2 separate regions of the Mus musculus genome follow, and region 1 is linked to region 2. A link is a loop called in an ENCODE intact Hi-C map of the cell type or tissue named here. Cell type or tissue: left cerebral cortex. All regions are shown on one strand. Links, peaks and the distances in the headings refer to the core of each region. The heading gives the core; the rest is flanking DNA. Region 1 overlaps Gm40388 (a long non-coding RNA gene). Region 2 holds the start of Ahr (aryl-hydrocarbon receptor).

Evidence for each region. Hi-C counts contacts between places; a loop is a spot of excess contacts. Peaks named below come from ENCODE experiments on the same cell type or tissue, not always from the same donor. Only the 100,000 strongest peaks of a DNase experiment are listed, where the experiment ranks them.
Region 1: it touches region 2 in a loop (2.8-fold over the local background); 5 of 42 quality-filtered maps call a loop at or near these places.

What each region holds. Positions count from the first base shown.
Region 1 is chr12:35,730,880-35,740,546 of GRCm38, forward strand. All of the region lies in intron 1 of Gm40388 (a long non-coding RNA gene), which reads right to left. Among named protein-coding and RNA genes, the nearest start is that of Gm40388, 11 kb to the right of the region's middle. In left cerebral cortex, for the core only: no CTCF peak of the experiment used is centred there; a DNase peak (open chromatin) is centred at 5,732.
Region 2 is chr12:35,526,871-35,536,537 of GRCm38, forward strand. Ahr (aryl-hydrocarbon receptor) reads right to left here and starts at 8,119. Exons shown (of 11, transcript NM_013464.4): 1 at 7,692-8,119. The coding sequence starts at 7,753. In left cerebral cortex, for the core only: CTCF peaks have their summits at 5,474 (motif pointing right) and 7,760; DNase peaks (open chromatin) are centred at 5,471, 7,395, 7,668 and 8,259; H3K4me3 peaks cover 2,178 bases; H3K27ac peaks cover 1,259 bases.

The DNA.
Region 1 (9,667 bases), core at 746-8,745, 200 kb after region 2:
ACTTGCCTGCAAATTTCATGATGTTTTTGTTTTTAATAGCTGAATATTATTCTATTGTATAGGTGTACCATATTTTCTTTGTCCATTCTTCAGTTGAGGGTCATCTAGGTTGTTTCCCGTCTCCAGCCATTATGAATAAAGCTGCTATGAACATGGTTGAGCAAGTGCCCCTATGGTACAGTATGCCATCTTTTGGGTATATACGCAGGAGAGTCTTGAGGTAGAAATATTCCCAGTTTTGTGAGAAACCACCCAATTGACTTCTAAAGTGGTTGTACAAATTTTCACTGCCACCAGAACAAAGAAGTGTTCCCAAGGGCATTTTTTAAATTAGTGATTGATGAGGGAGGTCTTAGCCCATTGTGGGTGAACAGACCCTTGGTCTGGTGGGCCTGGGTTCTATTTAAAAAAAAAAAAGCCGGGTGAGCAAGCTAACCCTTGCTTATGAAGCAAATCAGTAAGGAACATCCTCCTGCAGCAGCTCCTGTCCCCAGGTTCCAGCCCTGTTTGAGTTCCTATCCTGACTTCCTTCAATAATGATCCGGAAGCATAAACCAAATAAATCCTTTCCTCTACCGATTTGCTTTGGTCACGGTGCTTCGGTCATGGTGCTTCATCACAGCAGTGGTGACCTTATTAACACAAATGATAAAGTGCAGTCAAACTTTAAAGTATCTACAAACATATTTATACCAATTTACCATATTCATTTAGTTGGGGAAAAACTAGACTGATATGTTAACCTAGCCAAGATAAATGGAAAGTGATTGAAATCAGATATAAACTTGGGAGCTAGCGTCTAGCTCAGTGCTGCAATATCTGCCTAGTAAGTGCAAACCTTGATTCCGTCCCCGGTGCTGTGTGAAAAGTTGTTTGATTTCAAAGCTTTCCCACTGACCACTACATCGTAATATCTGTTCCCTTTTTTCCCTAGTATTAATCATGTGCCATCAATCAATCTGAATCAAATCAAAAGGAATGTATACCTGAGAGGGTAGGGGAAGACTTACCATTCACAGCTGAGCAAAATTTCTAGGGCTAGAACCACAGCATGTTTGCCAGTCATGGCCACGGCACATTGTGTTGGGAAGTAAGACTGGGTTGTACATAAAACAAGATCATGAGTACCCGAAACACATAGTCGGGAGCTCGGGTGGAAAGGTGTTTTATTTGACTAAATCCAACTGAGGTCACAATATCCAAAGGGTGTGTTGTTGGGTGCCATTACCAGAGTGTCGTCAATGATAAAGAAAAAGTCAACCTCTTGGTTTTTCAGAGTAGTGACAGAACTCACTGGTCCCAGTAAAGCCACAGACTGCATAGATCTAAGGAACACTTGCACCTGTCTGTTCGCTAACCTCCTCCACACAGCCATATTAAAGGGCTGGCTGGATGCCTTTGACAGCTTTGAAGCTTAATGTTATTACATTGTCCTTAATCAACTATTCCAGTGAATGAATAGTCATTGTCTTCAATATTTATTGAAGTCTTCCCTTTGGATGTCCAAAGGTATCCTGCCTCACTCTCCTACAACATAGACAATTAGAAAGCTCATTGTATTCTCCCCTTGCTTATTATCCATAATTATACTTAGATTCCATAACATAGTTCCAGTGTTACATCTCTTTTAGAAAAGTTAAATAAAAGTCATGCTGTAACGACTATTGTTGGTTGTCAACTTAAGCACATCTGGAATTAACTAAAACCCAAATGGCTAAGTATACTTCTGAGGGATTTTTCTTGTTTAGATCATCTGAAATGGGAAGACCCACCCTTAGTGTAGATCTTTTGAGGTGAGAAAATCCACCATTAATTTGGGCCATGCCTTTCTAGCGGCAACCTATATATGAGACATGGAAGAAGTAAGCTTGCTGTCTTTGCTTGCTTGCTCTTGCTATCACTGGCAAGTCTATTCCTTCACTGGCAATAGAGCCTACTTTTTCAAGACTCTGGCTCATACTGAAGACCAGTTGTGCATCCAGCCTTGAGAATGGAACAACTACTGGGTTATTAGATCGTCCATTGGTAAACAGCCATTGTTTGAGCAGCTGGACCATAGCCTGTAAACCATGGTTATAAATCCCTGTGTGTGTGTGTGTGTGTGTGTGTGTGTGTGTGTGTGTGTGTGTGTGTAAATATGTGTATCTATAAATATGCATGATGCAATGTATATATAAAAGCAAGTACTCATATCCATAAAATAAAATACATGTGTGTGTGGAGAGAGACAGAAAGGGAGAGAGAGAGAACCCTGACTAATATTCATGTAAATTCAGTTAAATTAAGAAATATTTGTGTTGTGTTGTAAGAGAGGAAATGATTTAGCAAAGGATGATTTTGCATCCATGCAAGTTATTTTTTCTAGATCACCCACCAACTAATTTCAAGGTCTATTAGCTTATAAGGCAGATAAAACTATGTAGAAAACTTATAAGACATTGAAATAATCTAACACTAATAGTTTAAATTTGGTTCATGTATGACTTGTGCTAATGTTTACAGGTGCTGTGAGGAGAGCTCGCAGCTAAGAAGAGGTTCCTAATGGCTGGAGATTTGGCTTAGCTGTCAAACGCACTTGTTCTTCTAGAGGACACAGGCTGGATTCCTAACACCCACATGGGTAACTGACAGCATATCTAAGTGCAGTTCTAGGGGATCCAACACTCTGCTCTCTATCAGATATAGATTTGTGTGGGGGAACATCTAAAGCAGTGTGTCAGGTAGAGAATATAAAAATATTGGGATTGTTTTAACCTGAGCAGCTTTAAATTCCTCCCAGTTACCATGGGCAGTATACATCGCCATATTGGTCAGAATTGAGATGCAGAGAAAAATTTTGCTGTGACAGACTAGGCTGTTGGCTGTCACATGATGAAGTAAAAGTTTCACAGTGCTGAGAAAGGGAAGGGGATTAGTAAGAGAAAACTCAGAGCCTCTGACTCATGGGTTTTTCTACCACAGGAGGCCAAAGGATCTTGTTTCCATTCTTGTCCCATCTATTATCCCACCACCAGCAAAGGAACAGTAAGTAAGGTCTAATCTGCCCTTCCGTTCTACTGTAATTAATTCTTACACAGATGTGTATGGCAAAGGTGGCTGGGAATGGATGCTCAGGTGCCCAAATGCTTGCAAATTTACATCGCATAGTAGCTATTGACTCCATGGGCTCCTAGTTACATCCAGAAATAAATCATGTTGTATAGCAAATACAAAATGATTTTTAGTTTTCTTAAAAAAAAAAAAACTTGAAGCATCATTGCTAATTTCAGCTTCAATGTGTTCTAAAATTCTCAACATAAGTGTGAAAAAACAGTGGCACTACCAATATTTAAGTTAACAATTAAGGTATTTGATGCATGGCTGGAAAAGTTTGAAAAACAAAGAAAGGAAAAGAGTAAAGGATTGGAAGCCATGATAGAGGACAGAGAAGACCAGGGAGAGGATAGAAAAGATGGTCTTTCACAACACACTAATCTCTGATGTGTTAAAGTAGAAATTATATGAATACAGATTTTTAACTCCAGCTGATGGATTTTTTTTTATTTCTCACTATCTTATTAATACAGCATGGATGGAAGGGTTTTGACCTATTGAGACAACTACGCTCTATTCTGCCCTCACATCAACCAGAATCAGAACTGCCATGTCACAGTATACTCATTTTGGCTAAATCCTCTATGACTAATACAAGGCTCACTGCATTGGTATGAGTCTGGTTATTAAGCCATGGTCATGTTTGTATATTATAGGGAGAGAGAGACAATAATCTGTGCTTCAGTGGCTTATGTTTAAATGACAAAAATGTGTCATGGAAAATCTCCCCACCTCCTCAAAACTCACAGGGTAACTGAAGAGTCAAGGGATGAGAAAAGGAGTAGAGGAGAGTTAAAAGAAACCGGAATGGGGGCGAGGAACAGAGGGTAAGAGAGAAATGTATTAGTATATTGAAGGGTCCAAAAATAATATGAAAATCATAATTTAGGTTAAGGGGGTCATAAAGTTAAGATTCTTCAGCTAAACATATTAGTCAATGTTTAGATCATAATCATTTTTCCAAATGTCTTATGACCAAAAGCTGCAGGCAGAGAACTCTTCCATGCATCATTCAATACGATGCATTCAAACTCTCATTTACAGGATGGTGGGAGTTGGGGTAAAAACAAACAAACAAACAAACAAACAAACAAAAAAAGATTCCAGAAATAGGTCTGAATGCAATTTGCACAGTGCATGTGTTTGAACTTGAAAGGCGTCTGCTGTGAAGCTTTAGTTACACCCAGCACCTGGAGTCAGGCACACTGACCATAAGCAGCACGTGGTAGAGACCAGAGCTCTTTAGTGCTTTGTCATCAGGAGATATTCCAACAGCTTGTGCAAGCTTTGAGAAAGCAGCTACAGCTACAGCTACAGTGAACTTGCAGTTATCACATGCCCCTCTCCTTTCAATGATCAAAACAGATCCCCTACAATTATTGTCAGCACTTTGAAATATCTTAACTTCAATATTCAGGATATATGAAATTATTTTATTGCTATTCCTAGATCTGCTGAAAGCACACTCCTTTTAGGAAGTGCTATGTGTATGAATTTTTAATAAAGCTTTTTAAGGTCTTATAGACATTTGACTATGAGAAAAGACAATAATGTTTTCCAATTGTCTCTGCTTAATGAAAGAATCATAACTAACAGTTCCCCATAGTGAAATTTCAAGTTATCTAAAGGAACCTATTCATCTTCTGCCAGTAAGCTTGCAAGAAGCCACAATTTTATTCCACTCCCTTTTTATGTCTTAGGAAAATAGACCTCAACTATATGCTTAGGTGTAAATATTTAACTATAATTCAATGGTTTTCAAACATTAACCGAAAATCTAAGTCTTTCAGAAAGAAAGGTCCTGTAAAAATATAAATTAATATTATTGAAGCTGTTGTCTAAATCTATAGGTTTTTCTCTCAATGCTTGCTGATTTTTTCTATCAATACTTCTGATTGCCACATGTCTATATACAATATGCATAAATATAAGGATCTGCTTGTCATCTTTGTTTAGACATTTAATGATAATACATGCATACACACACACACACACACACACACACACACGGCTTCAGTAAGCATAATAAACACAAATGCCACTCTTTCTCATGACTATAACTGACTATTCCTGTCTACATTCTATGTCAAAATAGCTGAAGGTGAGCAGAGAAAGTCTGAGTGTGATCCTTGTCTCAGAGAGCAGGTTCCAATAGAATGGCTCAGTATGTCCAACACATGCATAAAAGCTTGAAAATGCCCTTTAAACATAAAATCTATGGCAAAATGTAGATTGGATCTTTGTATTATGGAGAAATTTAAATTGATTGACTCTTGCAAAATGTTAGGGATGTTATATAATTGGTTGTTTTGTTTATAGTTAATTTAGCTAATATAAAACAAAGGATTGTTGTCAAGTCCTTCCTTAATGAAATTAAACCTTTTGGGTGTGGCTTTGTTTTGATGTGGACTATGCTGCTAACTGACCATAGCACTATCTTTGTAGTTCAGTGGTGATATGTGTGTGACTCTTCTCCTCCCAGAAGGTCACTCTGAAAGGCATTCCTGTGGATACACAGTTTACTTTATGAAACGTATTCTATTTTCTGTGCCAAAATTTCTATTTGAAACAGAGTCAATGTCTCCTTCCAGGAAGAGGAAACGACACCAGGAGTTTCCATGGTAATCAGTTGATGGAATTAAATCAAGCAGGAAACCTCTTCAGAATGCAAAGTCATCTTGCAAAACAGAGAGGCTTGAAATATCCAGGAAGTGTGTCATGGCCAAATGAAAGGAATGGAGATGTGAATACCTCTATAATGTAAACTCCTCAACCCTAAAATAAACACTCAAAAGCTAGCCTTTGTCCTACAAAATTAAACTTCCAAACAACTGTCATTTCTAATCAGATCCTTTGTTCCAGTTGTTTTTACGCTGCTTTTGGTATCCTTATCTCTTGTGATCAACATCATGTAAGACTATGAATCCACATGTTTATGTGGATTAAAAAAAAAAAAACTCTGATGCCACTGCTGTAAGGTTCACTTTACATAAAACTGCATAACGTTTATAAGCTATGTTCTTATCAGGAAGAGCAAAAATGCATCTTAATCCAATAAAATAAAATAAATCTCTTAGTTGAGACAAAGGGATTTTACGTTGAGACTCTTCCTGGAAATTGAAGTTATTGAGAGTTTTATGTCACTCCATTTTGTAAGGAGTAAGCCTTGATAGCAGGAATAACAGAGAATAAAGCAGGATTCCTCACCATCAAGCATCTTTGTAACAGTGTACCTGGAGACACGGCCTTTAGCTACACTGGTAACAATTTCCAATGAATATTCATAGCTCAGAACATAACTAAATGTCCTTTTCCACTGTAGAGGGCTGTAAGAGTTCCTCAGAAAATTGGACATAGTACTACAGAGCATCCAGCAATACTACTCCTGGGCATATACCCAGAATATGCTCCAACATGTAATAAGGACACATGCTCCACTATGTTCATAGCAGCCTTATTTATAATAACCAGAAGCTGGAAAGAACCCAGATGCCCCTCAACAGAGGAATGGATACAGAAAATGCGGTACATTTACACAATGGAGTACTACTCAGCTATTTTAAAAAATGAATTTATGAAATTCCTAGGCAAATGGATGGACCTGGAGGGCATCATCCTGAGTGAGGTAACCCAATCACAAAAGAACACACATGATATGCACTCACTGATAAGTGGATATTAGCCCAGAAGCTCAGAAGGAAGACCAAAGGGTGGATAAGTCAATCCTTCTTAGAAGGGGGAACAAAATATCCATGGAAGGAGTTTCAGAGACAAAGTGTGAAGCAGAGACTGAAGGAAGGAACATCTAGAGACTGCCCCACCTAGGGATCCATCCCATAAACAACCACCAAAACCAGATACTATAGGGGATACCAATGAGAGCTTGCTGACAGGAGCCTGATATAACACTGTGTACTGAGAGGCTCTGCCAGTGCCTGACAAATACATAAGTGTATGCTCATAGCCATCCATTGGACAGAGCACAGGGTCCCCAATGAAGGAGCTAGAGAAAGGACCTAAGGAGCTGAAGGGGTTGGCAGCCCCATAGGAGGAACAACCATATGAACTAATCAGTACCCCCAGAGCTCCCTGGGACTAAACCACCAACCAAAGAAAACACACGGTGGGACTCATGACTCTAGCTGCATACGTAGTCAGTCATCAGTGGGAGGAGAGGCCCTTGATCCTGTGATGGTTATATGTCCCAATATAGGGGACTTCCAGGGCCAGGAAGTGGGAATGGGTGGGTTGGTGAGCAGGGTAAGGGGGGAAGGGATAGGGGGTTTTGGAAAGGGAAACCAGGAAAGGGGATAACATTTGAAATGTAAATAAAGAAAATATCTAATAAAAATTTATGAGTCACTAGCTATTCCAACTTCCTAAATTATGTCATTTCATCTATTCTAATTAATATTAAATGGTTTCTTTTGGTGGTGAACACATGAACAAGAAATTTTTTTCTCTCTCCACTTCAAAGACCTGATGTTAATTTCAATGTAAATATTCATGTAGTGTCCATATTTGTTGATTGTAATATACATATCAGGGGACATGGTTTTTCTGACAGCTGCCAGATGTAAGTTTCTTACTATCATGGCACTGCATTCCCCCAACACTCAGGACAAGAAATTTCACATCACACAAACCCACACATCAACTGCCATGCACACATAGAATACAAGGTCCAATGGCAGCATTCAGCATTCACTATAGCTATGCTCACCTGAGTTTGGTCCTGGATGAGAGACCCTCCTAGTGTTGGATCGCTTTTCCTTGAGAATTTAGTACTTTTCACTCCAAATAGAGAATACAAATTACAGAAAATATTCATCTAAGTCCAGCTTGGTGAACCAATGAGTTTACTGGGGTTCCCTATAGAAGCAAGTGTGGCTTGGGCAGCAGCAGCAATAAATAAATAAATAAATAAATAAATAAATAAATAATAAAAAACATAATCTTGGAAGGAATACACCACTGAGTCACCAACCACCTAAATTCCCACCACTCCTATGACTTTAGCACTTCCTAAGACCTTGTGCAACTGAGGCAAGGTACATGTAACTAAGGGAGAGGAGGTACAGGTACATATCTGATAAATCTTCCTTTCCTTCCAAAAGAAGATATTAATAGGTACAAGAGAGTATGAGAGTCCCATGCAGATAATCACAGTTGTTCTGGTTTCAAGATTGCAACAGCCATGTTATGCCTGGAAACAGAGTTCCACAAATCATGGACGCTCGCCATAAGGTCATAAGGTCGTAACCAACTGTTACTCTCCCCAAATCAAAGTCTGACCAGAGGTGAAATAGATAGCATCAGATCTCTGTCATCACTCTGTTTCCTATTGCTGAGATTAAATACTATGTGATAAAACAACTTAAGGGAGAAAGGGCTTCTTGGACTCACAAATCCATTGTTGCAGCAAAGTCACGATAGCAGGAACATGAAGCAGGTAGTCACACTATGTTCACAGTCGCAGGCAGCAAGCAATTAATTAACACATGCATGGTAGGATTCAGCACTCTTCCTCCATTCATGCAATCCGGAATCCCTTGGCTAAGGAAGGGAGCCACACATAGTGGGTAGGTCCTCCCACCTTAATTAATGCAATCAAGATAATCCCCTTCCACACATGCTCCACTATGTTCATAGCAGCCTTATTTATAATAGCCAGAAGCTGGAAAGAACCTAGATGCCCCTCAACAGAGGAATGGATACAGAAAATGTGGTACATCTACACAATGGAGTACTACTCAGCTATTAAAAAGAATGAATTTATGAAATTCCTAGCCAAATGGATGGACCTGGAGGGCATCATCCTGAGTGAGGTAACACATTCACAAAGAAACTCACACAATATGTATTCACTGATAAGTGGATATTAGCCCCAAACCTAGGATACCCAAGATATAAGATATAATTTGCTAAACACATGAAACTCAAGGAGAATGAAGACTGAAGTGTGGACACTATGCCCCTCCTTAGATTTGGGAACAAAACACCCATGGAAGGAGTTACAGAGACGGAGTTTGGAGCTGAGATGAAAGGATGGACCATGTAGAGACTGCCATAGCCAGGGATCCACCCCATAATCAGCATCCAAACACTGACACCATTGCATACACTAGCAAGATTTTATTGAAAGGACGCAGATGTAGCTGTCTCTTGTGAGACTATGCCGGGTCCCAGCAAACACAGAAGTGGATGCTCACAGTCAGCTAATGGATGGATCATAGGGCTCCCAATGGAGGAGCTAGAGAAAGTAGCCAAGGAGCTAAAGGGATCTGCAACCCTATAGGTGGAACAACATTATGAGCTAACCAGTACCCCGGAGCTCTTGACTCTAGCTGCATATATATCAAAAGATGGCCTAGTCGGCCATCACTGGAAAGAGAGGCCCATTGGACTTGCAAACTTTATATGCCCCAGTACAGGGGAATACCAGGGCCAAAAAGGGGGAGTGGGTGGGCAGGGGAGTGGGGGTGGGTGGATATGGGGGACTTTTGGTATAGCATTGGAAATGTAAATGAGTTAAATACCTAATAAAAAATGGAAAAAAAAATAAAAAAAAATA
Region 2 (9,667 bases), core at 1,208-9,207:
GAAAAACAAAGAATAAGGAAAACCTTTAGAAAACAGAGCAAAAGTGTCTAACATTAAAACGTCCCCTCAGGGACTGCTCTACCGACGAAACATGAAGTAATTCTCAATAAACCCCTCTACTATACTGCTACCCAACTTTTCTTTTTCTCACCAGCACAACTATGAAATAACTATGAGATAATACCAAACACTGCCAAAAAATACCAAGAAATCCATAGCATTCATGCAAAAATATACTAAAACCACTGAGCTGTCCAAAAAAAAAAAAAAAAATAGGTATTTTCATACTGAAAGAGCCTTTAAGTTAAAAAAAAAAACGATTTTAAAGCAAATTTTACCTAGAAAAACTACTAGTAAGCATGCATTTGGCTTTTGAAATTGTAATGCTGAGTGACTTACCTAGTTAATCATTTACATATTGCAGGTAAGCACAGATTCTCAAATTTCCACTTCCTTAATTCCCCTTAAAGATTTGAGTTAGTCTTCTCACGCAGACTAAGTAAGATTAACTACGCTGTTATCACAGTTACTTTTATGACCTCAATACAGAACCACTGATAATCTCTTCTGGATTGGATTTCAGACCTGCTCTATGAGATGGCCTGTTCCTGACACAAGATCGAGCCCAAGAACCTGTGGCTAGATAGGATCCCAGGGGAAAACCTATTGCTATTATGCTCTTAAATGGACACAGCAATAAAATGACTCCTAATGACTTATTGCTCCACCCACTGATAAGTGCGTTGCTCAACTCTCGCCACAGAAGCTCCTTTTTGTAGGAGATAGCCAAGAACGGACACACCCACAAGTGGCAAACGTGCAGCAAGAAGAAGGAGAGGAAGGAGTGTGCTCGACCCTAGTTGGGATGTTTACAACAGTGCCTTCCCCTCATGGCTCAGGGATCTATGTGAAAGAAGGGACAGACATATCCTGAGAGCCAAAGGCAGTGGATGACTTCAGACATAACAGGACAGAGGACATATCAACCCACAGAGAGTGCGACAACATGCACAAGTCCTATGAAAGAGCAAGCCAGACAAAGGCCTAGCAGGGAGGAGAGGACAACATGAAATCCTACCTCTACCCCGAGATGCTATTGTTACTTGATTGCTGCTGGGAGAAAGAAAATCAAGTTTTCTACAATGGAAAGACACACACCCAGGAGTCTTGGCCAAAAAAGCTAGATGAGCCAAACACTAGGTGAAGCCAGGGCAACCCTGAAGAAAACTGGGAGGATTGTAGGAGCCAGAGGGGTCAAAGACACCATGAGAACACTGACCACAGAATCAATTAAGGACTCACAGGGGCTCTCAGAGGCTGAAACAACAACCACAGACCCTATATGGGTCTGAGCTAGGACCTCTGCATATACTTTATGGTTGTGTAGCTTGCTGTTCTCAGGGGACTCCTAACAAGGGAGTAAGGGGTGTCTCTGACTCTTTTGTCTGCACTTGGGATCCTTTTCTTCCTACTGGGCCGTCTTGTTCAGACTTGATATGAATGAGGGTTTGTGCCTAGCCTTATTGCAATTTCTTATGCCATGCTGGGTTGAGATCCATGGGAGGCCTGATTTTTCTTTTTTTCTTGGAAGGGAAATGGAGGAATGGGTCTAGGGAAGAGAGGTGTGGGGAGGGGCTGGGAGGAGTGGAGGTGGAGGAAAATGTGGTTGGGATGTAAAGAACAGATATTAAAATTGAATACACAAGCATACACATACATACAGAGAGGGGGAGGGACGAGGGGTGTTGGGAGGGTGGAGGTGGGGAGGACCTGGAGGGGGTTGGAGAAGGAATGAATATGATCAAAATACACTGTATCAAATTCTCAAAGAATTAAAACATTACTTTTTGGGGTTTTTTTTGTTTTGTTTTTTTAAAAGGGGAAGCAAGTGAAGAAGACTTGACTCTGGCCTCCGAGTGCATTTGCATACACGTACAATCCATGTGCACACTTACACACACACACACACACACACACACACACGCACACACACGGTGGGGGAATAATTTCAAGATGAAGAGAACAGAGAATTCACCCAACTCTTAATTCCATTTGTTCCCCCAGCTCTGGTGCAAGGGCATTGATCTCTGAATGAGAATTTCAAATGCTACTCATCATAAACTACGCGCTTGATTTGAAATAATAAGGGTGATACATGGCATAAAGATGAATCTCACTGCCAAGCTAAGTTCAGCTTGACGTTCTAACTCCCTAGATGAGACAAAAAGCATCACAGAACAGTCTGAGACGTCTACCTGGAAGTCCCACCGAGTCAGACTCTTGCCAGTGTCTTGTTGCTGCTCTCTGGCTGTGATGGACTCTCTACTGTCCTGTTGGCTTTCATCAAGGAGAGATTTATGTGTAAACAGCAGGTGCTCACACAAGAACCACGTATTTAAAAAGCCAGGAAGATTAAATAGGTCTAGAAATAATGATTCTGCGGTGATCCTGAAAAGATTAGGGTGAATGTTTCATCTTCCTATTTCTTAAGCAGAGGCATGTTCTTTTTTTAGGATAATCAACTGGTAATTTAGTAAACCTCAAATACTTACTATGCAGGAAGCTCTGGTCCCTGCAAAAACAAATGCAGCAGTTCTGATTCTCTTACCAGGACCAAACCTATTCTATAGGGAGGCAAGCAAGTATAATACGCTGCTCAGTGATGTAGGTGGTTTAGCAAGTGTTCCTAGAGACGCGGGTGTTAAACAGAAGCAAGACATTCTGGATTCATGATGACAAAATACAATACTTTCTGCAACTACCCCTCCTTCAGAAATAAAGGGAAACACAACGGCAGAAATCCTGTCTTTCACACACCTAAGACACTGTACCCACATGAAAAAGACAATTAAGATGGAAAATGGTGTAAATTACCGATATATTTCAGTGGCAGGGAAATACAATCACAGAATATTACTTAGCTCGGCAGCAAAGACATTGACATAGTCAAAAACAATGAAAGGCTGAAAGCATATTTAACCTAAAACTCTGAGGCCAGGAAGAGATGAAGCAAACCCGGGAGAGATGGAAAGTTGACTTCCTCACAGGACGCACCAAAGACAATGCCCAGCACACTGTGGGCAAGGTGGCAGGTACTGTGTGGCACTGACTTTTAAAATGTGTACACAGTTTACAGGAATTTAATTCTGAACAAGAGAAAGAACAAACTAAGAAGCTGAAAAGTATTAGACAACGTAAGTCAATACAGGCAGCATAAAATCCGACTACTGCACACAAACACAGTCACAATATACCAGCTCAACCATTCCCATCACTTGGTAATATTTTTATGTAAAATACGTGGATACAGACATGTCTCTTTGACAAACAATGTGAATGTAAGTCACAAAAAAATTTATAATCTAATTTGACACTATATCTGACTGTAACATTCGGCTCATCCTTAGAAGTATATAAACCCTTGCCCCCCCAAATTCCACCTAAAGAGGTCTGTCCTATGGAAATGACACATTTATATAAGAGTTTACAGACCTCCAGACGATTCTCTGAAACACCAGGTAAATTGCAGAAATGCTAGAAGTGACAGAATGTGCCCTCGAAAGGAAAATCCTGGAGTTAGTCAACAGAACAACATGCAGTTGTTCAAAGTGCTTCACAGGGAGATGTGTGCAGGGAAATGGGGGCTGGAAGGACTCTAAGAAAAAAGACATGAATACAAAAGCAGGAGATGGGCTGGCACAGACTGAGTCCTGAAATGGCAGTCAACTGTTTCAGCCTCAGTGTCATTAAAGAAGGTGCAGTGGACAAGTGGCAATGCCCAGGACAGGGGCCATCATGCACTCTGATTAACCTGTTCATCTAGACAGTCCTGCACTGTAGTTAAGAACATAAGGCTTTAGAGCCAACAACTAGAGATGCAATAACCAAAGTCCAGTTTTCCACTTATTACCTGAATCAACTTTGAATGTGAACCTTAGGTCCCAGTGGCCTGAGCCAGAAATGATAACATTATTTCCATAGTACTATTACAGAAAGGAGACTAAACTATGTATGGAAAATTCTGTGTTCAATGATCCTATCAGTATATATTGGGGAATAAGAGCAAATTTTGCTATATGACACTGCCAAAGAAACAGTTTTTAAAGAGTTTAGAAGTAGAATACTGTTAAAGACCTGCGTAGTGCTCACTCCTAAGTAATGGTGTTAACTAAACACAGGAAGGAGACTGTACTGGTCTCTGCTGGGGAAAATAAGATCCGGCAGTGTCTGTCTGTCAGGCCTGCAACACATAACCAGCAGTAGTTAAAGACTAGGCCTCCACTGGGTCTCCAGCAGCCTTCGGGTTTACTTGACCTTCTGCTTTCCTAGTTTAGTTGTAAGAACAGCAGTGGAGGAGACTGCCCTGCTAGTAAAAACAAAAAACAAAACAAAATAAAACAAAACAAAACAAAAACTTGACCAGGAAAGGGAGAGAGAAAGAACAGGAAATGGTGTGGGGAGAGTAGAAGGGAGGGCCTAGGAGGAGTTGAAGGAGGAGAAAGAATACGGTCAAAATATATTGTATGAAAAAGAGAATTTTAATACAGAAAAACAACAGTAACAGAAACTAGGCCTCACCCTTTAGTTTGAATCTGTTGCTTCTTTCGTTCAGTTTGATGTGAGCCCTTGTGTTAGACACATCCATGGGTGAGCATGAGGCACATCCACAGCCTCGGCATAGATGCCCTCTCACTATTGCTATCTGAGAGAAAATGAAAAATAGTACGGTAGCTGCAAAGTCCTTTCATGTCAGGTGCTGTCTAGCAAAGGGCCCCATACTGTAGATCTGCGGAAAATTTAGTATTGTGTACTGTAACAAAATGATTAGTAAAGTTTTGTTATACAGATGGGGCTCACAACGTTTTAATAGAGTGAAGGGCTTCTATATTACTTCAGCATTCCTGAATACTAACAAGGTAAAAATTGATATTGGTGTGTACTTAGCAGCAGATCATGAGAGCCTTGCTACGGCTGGCTTGAATACCACCACAGCTGCAGGTTTTATTGATTGAGCATCTGCTGTTTGCTAGCAATCCTAAACTACCAGTAGCAGTAAGTAAGACCTTTTCTGTCTTAATAAAGCTTCAAAATATATTTCAAGTTTTAATCACCAGAGTAGATTGTTCCATCTTCTGCTTTGCTCAGCCATTTTCATGAGACTGAATAACTAAACAACTGCACACAACATTTTCCTCTCCAAAGAGAATAAGCAAGAACAGGATTTAAGTGGAAACAGACACATCCCAGAAGATTCTATTCCCAGGTTGGTCTTTGACATTCTGCCTTTGAAGATGAGGATATGGGCTAGATGCAAGGCTGCTTAGGATCTCTTAATTTCCTAACTTTCATTGCACTGAAGAAGGAGGAAACAGCTATTCACAGTGTAGTGTATACAAAACACTGTCCTTGGATGGAATTGAACACATTTCAAACTGATTTCCTTCTACAGATAACTGTCATGGTGGGACCGGCCACTAGAGGGGGCTTATTTTGCATCTAGATCCTCATTTGAAGACTGAAAGAACTTCGGGTTAAAATCATGTCACCCACTTTACTCCAAATTTTCACGGAACTGTATATTTAAATATGACATTTTTCGACACTAGAATTACAATGGGTATGCTCCGTATAAAACAGCTATACCTTAAAGGGTACAAGTTAATTAAATTAGAAAGCACAGTCAACACTTGTGTTTTTTCCTGAAATTGAGGTATTTGGGGCCTCATTGCACACAGGCTAAGTAGTTTAACTTAAAGACTCATACTAAAGCTTGGTGACCTGGTTGTTAAGGGTGAACTTTGATTATGTGATTATACAGCTCACTATTTTCTGTTCAGGGGGGACAACGTAAGTACTTTCACTAAAGGACCTAAGTGCCAGCACTAAAGTCTTCGACAAAGCAAGCTGGTGACCTTTAAGGCATTTGAAGGCTCAGAGTTGATTAAAGGTGTTCAGTACAGATCTGATAAACAGAAGTCAAGGACCAAATAAAATAAAATATAAGTTCGTGGGGACAACAGTTTAGTTGTCCGAAATTATCAAATGCAAATAGTGAGACAATATAATAAAAGGTGTAACTTAATCTAAAAGGAAGTGTTGTCGTGTTAAAAAGGAAGCTCTCTATATTAACTAGAAACTAAGAGCACTCGCCGTTATAATGAATAACATTTAAGATGGTGACCTTTGTATAGAAAGCAGTTTATGTCCTTAAATAACATAAGGAAAATCAGTTACTTAGACTTAGACACTCAAGCGGAGCTCCAAGTTTTATGCCCATGTACATAATACCTGAGATTTTTCATCTCATACTGAGTTAGTATTACTATTAATGAAAACAGGGAACAAGCACTTGAAAGCCTCGGAAACTGTAACTGCCAGGAACAAAGTCAAATTGAGCAAACATGTTTTAACAAAAAGAAACCGTCCTACAAAATACTAAAGCACTGAAAGCCAGGGTCCAAAGAACTGCCGGGGTAGAAAACTGCTGAGTCAACGACATTTGCGTCCTTTAAAGTGTACCAACCATAAAACTTCCAAATTCTGATCAAACTATTTACACATGGACATCTCCTCTCAATATTAATTTGTAAGTCAAGATTTGAGGAACTAGGACAGTTGAAATTCTTAAGGGGAATTAAAATCCACAAATAACCCAACTTCTAAGCTAGTAACTATTTGTAAACAGTGTATAAATCTTAAGTTGGTTTTTTTGTTGTTTTTGTTTTCTTTTTTTGGTTCACTTGGTGATAGCTGTCATGTTTCAAGCAAAACACACACTACTGATTGCCTGAAAGTGTTCCTAAAATAATTTATTTTTTTAAAAAAATAACAAATGGTGAGATGTGGAAACTCCAAGGTAATTATGAATGAATGCATCAATACAGACAACTCCTAAATGGAACCCTGTCTCAATCATGAATCTCTTTTCTGAGGGGGGAAAAAAAATCTCCCATCTCATACAAATAGCCCATGGAAATAAAGACCAAAGCCTGTAATCTCTGTCAGAATTGGCAAAAAAAAAAAAAAAAAAAAAAAAAAAAAAAAAAAAAAAGCAAGGGGAAATGAACTACAGGTAGAGAGTAGAAATAACTTAGAAGTCAGTCTAGTTCTTTTTCCTCTTCTTAATGATTTAAAATTTTACAGACCCAAAAGCACTCCAAAAGGAGGAAGAAAACTGCACCAAAGAGTGGCTAAGAATGCCACCAAGCTGCCAGGGCACCTGTCCACTGCACACTCCAACCTGCTATCAATTCTGCGCCTACACCGAGCCCTGCAGAACTGCTGCCTAGGAAGTAAATGAGAGAGCAAAACAGAAAGCTAGGCGCTAAGAACAGAAAGACATTCCTTCAAAGGCACAGGTCCCCTCCTTCAAGACAACACGTGTTTAGCTCTGCCCAACATCTCACCTCAGTGAGCTGTCTACTTATCCTCCGTGTCCCCTAAAGCTCACGGCAGCGGAGATCTAGAGTGGAGGATTTCCAGGCAAGCTTAACTAACTAAGCTAGAGCGGCACTAGGTAGGTCAGAGCTGTCAACGAACCAGCCAGGGAAGGTCGCTGAGCAGTAAAGGTGCAGGTGCCTGAAAGCAGGATTTTTTTTTTTTTAACGCATTGGTTGAGACTCAGCTCCTGGATGGCGGCACGCGTGGGGACCTCCCGCACCCTCGGAGCGCGCCTGCCCGCCGTCACTCACGTTTTCTGCACCGGCTTGCGCCGCTTGCGGCTGGCATAGGTGATGTTGGCGCCGCTGCTCATGGTGCCCGCGCCCTGCCCGCTCCACCTGCGTCCCGGAGGCGGCGCCCTGCCCGCGCTGCGCCCAGGTGAGCCGCCGCCGAGGGCGGGACGACCGCGACGCGCAGGTGCGGGCGACAGAGGAGACTCGGGCTGCCCGAGCTGGCCGCGGAGGAGAAACCCGCACGCTAGCCGCGCCCGGTCCCGAGGGTCAGGAGGGGCCGCAGTGCTCTAGGGCTTCCCGGCTCCCGCGCTGTGCCGCGGCGTCGCTCACAACCCTGCCTGGCAGCCACCCCCGAGTCCGTCCACCAGTTCGTCCTCCGGGTCGCTCCGGGCTGAGCCTCTCCGGGACACGCGTGGGGCACCGAGCGTCAAAGGGAGCGCACACACACGCTGCCGCCCGCCGCGAGCCCGCTCCTCCGCAGCCGCGACCCCGCGCAGCTCCGCCCCGGGCTCCAGCCCCGCCCCACCTGCTCGGCCCCGCCCCTCACGGTTCCCAGGAGGGCCCCACCCTCTTCGCAGCACGTGATGACGCAGGACGTAGTGACTCCCAACACTTCTTGCAGTCCGAGGTTCTGGGGGTGGGGTGGTGTTCGCCCAGTACCTGTTTTCCAGCCTCAAAAGGGGTGTGAGGCCACATTATGCCTAGGCAAATTCCTTGTAACCCAGACATCAAGATTTACCAGGCAAAGAGCTTAGCTCATCCTAGAGTTGAGTCATCTAATTTTTGACAAAGATTTTACATTGAGCTGGTAGATAAATAACTGCGACTGGAGAGCATTCTAAGGGGAAAACTTCAAAAATGCCCTGCAAAGTTAGTTGTCTTGAAGGCTACGAGTTTTATAATCCTTTTCCCTCCCACATTTATTTTATGTCTACAGAAGACAATAAAACATCGTTTCCTCCATCAGACTTCAGGAAGATGAGAAGGAAAGAAGCACAGGAGTGCTGAGAGCATGAGAAATTGGAGGGTAGGTACTGAGACTATGACCAGAGACCTGAGTTTCTGTTAGTAGTACGGTAGAGCTGATGGGAGGAAAAAGAAAAAAAAAAAAAAAGATAATCTAGGAACAAATCATAAAGATTTAATGAAGAAATTGGGTCTCATTCTGCAGACAACAGAGAGCTTTTAAAGGCGTAATTTGGAAGATGATGTTCCATCTTTCTTGGGAAAGTCACTGTGGGAAAAGGTGGAAATTCTGTTACTCAGGAACAAAACAGATGGAAGAGAGAATCGCTGGGAAATTGATGAAATCGACCAGCTGCAAGACCAATGGCACAGCCATGGGGATGAGAGAAAAGAGACAGCAGAGATGATAAAGGAAGAGGGAAGGTCGCTGTTAACCACCAAAGAATAGAGGCAGAGAAGTGAATTTTGGGAGTCAGGTAGGTGATGCTGGACATGAAGAGATAGAGATGAAGTCTGATGTGTTTTATAGATTTGAGAAAGAGATCAGAAGAGAGGATACACAACAGCAAGGAAAAGGATAGCGAGAAAACTAAGAACAACAAATGGTGCCCAGGCTGTGGAGGAAGAAGAACCCGCATCACTGTGGGTGGTTGTAAACTGGTCCAGCCACTGTGGAACTCTGTATAGAGTTTCTCAACAAATTAAAAACAGATCCACAAGATGACCTGCTATTCTCCTGCGCACATACCTGATAGCCCTTCATTCAAAACAAGTGAGAAGTGGACCCAGACTAGATTCACATCAACCTATGGATGGATAAATAAAATGTAGTGCGTCTACACAATGGCATTTTATGGGACTCTGAATAAAACTGAAATCATGGCATTTGCAGGTAAACAAGTGGAACTGGAGGCTGCCGTGTTAAGCATGGCAGACACAGAAGGCAAATACCATGTTTTCTCTAGATGTATGCTCTAGATTTTGATTTTTACACATGTTGAAACTAGGAAAGCGATCATGAGAGTGGA